Linked DNA regions of Homo sapiens: region 2 is linked to region 1. The links are chromatin contacts, found by Hi-C or POLR2A ChIA-PET in ENCODE. All regions are on one chromosome and are shown on one strand. The core of a region is the stretch at or near the end of the contact, and the rest is flanking DNA. Distances in the headings are between cores, read along the strand shown. Region 1 overlaps CEP85L (centrosomal protein 85L). Region 2 has its middle 120 kb from the start of ASF1A.

The links. A loop is a pair of places that touch in the nucleus more often than their neighbours do. ChIA-PET counts read pairs that join two places held with the same protein, here RNA polymerase II (POLR2A). Pooled maps may share reads with other maps.
Region 2: a loop to region 1 is called in a pooled map, with 3 times the contacts of the local background. The contact joins two enhancer-like sites. A Hi-C loop is called at or near these places in 6 of 50 pooled maps. POLR2A ChIA-PET finds 5 or more read pairs at or near these places in 2 of 52 experiments (H1 and activated CD8-positive, alpha-beta memory T cell).

What each region holds. Positions count from the first base shown.
Region 1 is chr6:118,507,615-118,510,489 of GRCh38, forward strand. All of the region lies in intron 5 of CEP85L (centrosomal protein 85L), which reads right to left. Among named protein-coding and RNA genes, the nearest start is that of PLN, 39 kb to the right of the region's middle. Within about 2 kb of position 1,604, at least 2 of the 41 ENCODE cell types and tissues checked have a DNase peak (open chromatin) inside an H3K27ac peak, as active enhancers do.
Region 2 is chr6:118,775,405-118,778,193 of GRCh38, forward strand. No RefSeq gene overlaps it. Among named protein-coding and RNA genes, the nearest start is that of ASF1A, 120 kb to the right of the region's middle. Within about 2 kb of position 1,512, at least 2 of the 41 ENCODE cell types and tissues checked have a DNase peak (open chromatin) inside an H3K27ac peak, as active enhancers do.

The DNA.
Region 1 (2,875 bases), core at 354-2,853:
CTTTCTCTCACATTACATTTCATCCACACAGAATAATTTGTAGTTTTCCAAATGCATTATATTTCTCATCATTCCTTTAAGCTTCTCCATATGCCATACACTATGCCTCAAAACACTATTCCTTCACCCCCTTCACCTGGCTCAATTCATTTAGTTCATCAGGTTCTCAAACTAGATTATCACTTCCTACAGGAAGCCTGGCCAGGCTTTTGGAAGATTAGCTTCTATGTTCATAGCTGGGGTTCCCACAGCACTTCATACATAAACCCTGTGCGAATCAACACACTGCAACTATCTCTTGTCTGTGTTCTCCATTAGACTACACATTCCTTGAGGGCAAAACCAGCTTCATTCACATTTCTATTGCTACAGCATAAATGGAACCTTATCCATAGTTAAGATAAACAATTTTTAAGGAAATGGATAAATATATTTTTTGGTATACTCTCTCTGTAGGGTTTAAGTTCCATAAAGGCAGAAACCATTCTTTGCTTTTGTGTTCCCAGAATTTAACACATTAGATGTTTAATGTTTTGTTGAGGAGGCTCATTTGCAAAGGTGGGATTCATTTTATTAAATGTTCATTAGTACAGACTTGGTGGTGGAAACAAACCAATTGAAGAAAAAATAGAAAAAAATGATATAAATGGAAAGAAAAAGAATAAAATGGAAAGAAAAGAAATGATGCAACAATGAAACTTAATAATAGTAACTATTATTTGGTTGATCTTTCCAAGGTACACATATATACAGAAAGAAGAGACCTCTTTCTTCTCCAATTTAAGTAAAGAAAAAGGGTCCTTCATATTTGGTTTATTCCACAAAGTCCTGTTAACCACAGATGGAAATTTAGGTATAAATGGAAATACAAACTATTCCTTGGCTCTACCAATCTACCATTAGAACTATCCAGAAAGTTTGGATTTTAGAATAAAGACATGGTTCTCATTCTCTACCTATGAGACTGAGTGATATCTACTTCTAAGGTCATCTTAATTGTAAGGTTAGTCAAATTTTTAATAAGAAAATAGAAGTTACTTATTAAGAGTATGTTTTCCATCTATAAATTCATTTAAAAATGTTACTTTTATTTTACTGACTTATTTACTCTAGAATACACATTAATTTCAATAATTATTATTAAAAGCATAATTTTCTTTGTCTAGTGTCTATAGAATTAGGATGAATATGTTATGGATCAGAAAAATGTACCTATACAAAATGCTATGCATAAAAAATTACATCATTCAAAGATCCAAAGTTAAAAAAATCCTTCGCTAAAGAAATATTTTATTACTCTATCTGCTGTTTCTTCTAACCCTCACCATTTTATTGGCTCTCTGTATCTATCCATTGATAGAAGTTTATCTTATATATTTATCATACCCATTTAGTATTAAGATTTTCCTTGTATTCTCTTTTACAAATTGCTCTCATCTTTTAAAATCAGATTTCTCAATAATATTTCAATTCCTCACATACTTCAAAATCCTACTAATATTTTTAACAACCCCTTTTACATATCCTTCCAAATACTAATATTTTTATTTGTCCTTGCACGCTGGCTTGGAGAGCCCTCTACTGGCCTGATGCTGTGTCAAAAGAACATTTGCTTCATCCTTCAGATACCTATTTTTTACATGCTTTCGATAATATGATAATTATATAATTAAAGCCTTTATTCCGAATGACAGAATGTTAAAGAGAAATTGAACAATTCTACTAAAATGCTGTTACCAAAGCAAGATACACTACTTCCATAGTATAGAAATACCATTTTCAAATAACTGTACATTATTCTCAGTACTCATTATAAAGCCTTGCTATCATGTGACAGAAGTCCAAGATGAGACCAAATTATAACATGATGTATTCATAACTAAAGTATAAAAGGCAAGTTGGAGTCTCTATGTTAAATGCCTCTGGCCTCAAGAAAATCTGATAGTTATTTTCTCATCAATATTTCCTGATTTTAATATACCAATGTCTCTAGTATTTATAAATATCACATTTGAAGATATGATGAAGGAAACAATTCCACTTAACTTAAAATCTAGGAATAAAGGCCGTAATGAAGAGAACAACAATAACAACATCCACAAATAGAAGTATATACCACCACAAAGTTATCAGGCCTCACTTTAGATCCCAATAAGTACGCCAACAGTCTTTTTCTTTGGGAAATAAACCAATATAAAGTTTATATAAAAATAAACATGCAAACAAGTTTTAAAGGAAGCTCTTTTTAAAACTGAGTAATAATTAAGGAAAGTAGCCATTCCAGTCATATAAATTTTGTTAACGGGCCTCATAGACTCTATATCTGTGTTCCAATTAGACTATACTCTCCTTATGGGCAAAATTAACCTCATTTACATTTCTATTCATATGGCGTAGACACTGTCTTACCTACAGTGAATACAAATAAATTTAGAAGGAATAGACAAACTTGTTTTCCTATATGGTCTCTCCCTCTGTAAGTTTTGAGATCCATGAAAGCAGGAACTATTTTTCACTTTTGTGACATCAGAATTTAACACAGTGGATGTTATGTCACTGTTTGGTTAAATAGGCTCATTTGTAAAGGTGAGATTCATTTATAAAATACTCATTAGAATCAGACCTCATTGTAGAAAAAATTACATAGAGGAAAAGGAAATAATAATATAAACAAAATATTGAGACAAAATTGGAAAATTTATTTTCAAATTAAATTATAGACAAAAAGCTAATTTCCTTTATATATACAGGGCTCCAAAAAACAATAAGCAAAAACCTACAACCTAACATAAAAAATGATCAAAGGATATGAAAAGAAATGTGAATGGGCCCTTAAATTTATAAAAAGAAATATAACATCACTCTTAAGAGAAAT
Region 2 (2,789 bases), core at 262-2,761, 270 kb after region 1:
ATACATAAGGGTTAAGTGACACATCGCAAGGTATGGGAAGATCCAGCCCTGAAACCCATGCCTTGTGACTTGGGTCTAATACTGCTTCTACAGCTGCAGCCATTTCTGGGGATCATACAGTCCTTGAAGGGAATATAGCACTACCAGACATATGTCACTACCCAGTGACGGACAAGTGGCAGGTGTGGTCCTTAGTAGAGTTCATCATCAAGTTCTTCTGAATATGCTCCCTGGAGCTGTCATCCTGCCTGCTGAGCAGCCTCTGTCCATTCAACCACCCATCCATCCATCCAGAATAAAGAAAATGAAGGAGATGCTCAGTTGGAGGAGGTCAAGAGATACATCTGCCCTCTGGATCCTGGAGACTGCAATGCTAAGCGCTTCTTAAAGTCAAAATTGACAAATGAATTCAGCCACTTTTAGTACAGATAGCTGCAAAAACATCACAACAAAATTATTTTTCTTTTGTTGTTGTTGGTTTTTTTGTTTTGTTTTGTTTTGTTTTGTTTTGTTTTTGAGACAGAGTCTTGCTCTGTCGCCCAGGCTGGAGTGCAGTGGCACAATCTTGGCTCACTGCAACCTCCATCTCCCAGGTTCAAGCAATTCTCCTGCCTCAGCCTCCCAAGTAGCTGGGATTACAGGCATATGCCACCATGCTCGGCTAATTTTTTTTTTTTTTTTTTTTTTTTTTTTTTTGTATTTTTAGTAGAGATGGTGTTTTACCATGTTGGCCAGGCTGGTCTTGAACTCCTGACCTCAGGTGATCCACTTGCCTTGGCCTCCCAAAGTGCTAGGATTACAGGCATGAGCCACCATGCCGGGCCTTAAAATTATTTTTCAAAAGATAAATTCAGTTGTCATACTGAATTTTTATCCAGTTAATTCTAGCTATGCAGATACTGGATTTGGGTAACTTAATTTAAAAATATGTTTCCATTTCCCTTCTCCCTCAAAGGATTGACTTAGTTATGTAAATATGCAAAAGATTAGCAAAAACACCTTAATATTTTGGTTAATTGATATCTGTCATGCTGGATTGCCATAATTTAAGAACTCTTCACCAGTTTCTTAAATCGTCTGTATTTTCCCTTTTTATTATATTTTAAAAAAATCTCTCTCTTAAAAGCCTAAAAAAAACCTTTCAATGTGCACAAAAAAACAGTTTCTAGTTTTTATTCTCCATTGCTATTTGCAATTACTCAGAGAGGAAAAGTATTTTGGAAAAAAACTCACCCAGAATCAGGTGACAACTCACATTCTCTTTCTTAGATGTCTAACAGTAACAAGCAAAAGCCAATTCAAAGATAGATCTTTGGGGCACCCTCTGGTGGCTGAAAAGAGTCATGAAATCAGTGCCCATGTGTATCAAAAGGCCAGTAATCTTTGCGACTTATTTTAAAGGGCCATCACCAACTTTTCCATACAACATTGAAAATGTAGCCAGATCAGGAATGTGGGAAGGACTGAAAAGAATTTGGAACCACAAGAACTGGACTTGAGTCAGAGCTCTCATCTATTAGCTATGTGAACCTGCATTTGGTTGGCAGGTCAGTTTCCACAGAGCTGACGCCGAATCTGGAATTTCTCACTGGAGATAAGAGGCAGTGTCAAAACTAGAGGAGTATATGATTCCATTTATCTGATATGCCCAGAAAAGGTAACTCTATAGAAGGTAGATCAGTGATTGCCTGGGGCTGGGGAGGGCATGGGGATTAACTGTAAATGGGCATGAAGGACTTTATTGCGGTGACAAAAATGTTCTAAAACCAGACTGTACCTGTTGCACAACTGAGTAAATTTTGTAAAACATCACTGCAGTATGGATTTTAAAGGCGTGAATTTTATGGTATGGTATGTAAATTATACCTCAGTAAAGTTATTTTTTTTTTAAGCCAGGAGGGAAAAGCAGAGTGGATAACCCCTAGAGACATCTTGGTACAGAGCCAGGAAACCTGTAGCCAGCAATTGTGTGGGAGGAAAGGAAACTGTGGGGTAAGGTAGGGGTGAGCAGGAAGAATGCCTAGAAGAGGTGCTGACTTTTGGAACTTCATTTTGCACACAGGTGTGCCCTTAGCTCACACCTCAGTGGGTTGCCTGAGGTTAGCATGCTAGAGGCTGAAAGAAACCCCCTCCCAACTCAGCCTCCCATGGCAGGTATTTAGGGGCATTTCTGACGGAGTAAGACTATTAAAGCAGCCAACTAGATGCAATTCCATCAAAATGACCATTTTGAAATGTAAAACCAATGTTTTATTTATTACTTTTCTCAGTAACAGGTAACTCAGTGTGGTTTGAGAACTAGATGAGATTAAGAAGTGCACTGATGAGAGAATGTCTATTTTTTACACTGTTTACTAACAGAAAATGTGAAAGTGAGGATTTATAAAAGTACCAGAAGAAAACTCAGATGAATATCTCTATAAACTAAGGGTAGAGAGAAACTGGTAAGGAGTAACATCTAAACCAGAATCTCTAAAAGAGACAAGAGATGGATTTAATGGATTTTTTTCAAAAAATAATAGATAAAAGAAAAGAAAAAGAAAAAATTAAGACACAAACTATGCATTAGGAAATAATACTGTATCATATATACCAGACAGATTTATTAACCTCAATATAACAGATACTTGCAAACCAGAGAAAAATGTGCAAAGGGTGAGTAGAGATAATTCACAAAGGGAAAAATAAATGAAAAATTACAATCTGTCAAGATATGAAACAGCTTTAACCTAACATCTCATTAATGAATGCTATTAAGAAAACAATGTGGGCCGGGTGCAGTGGCTCAC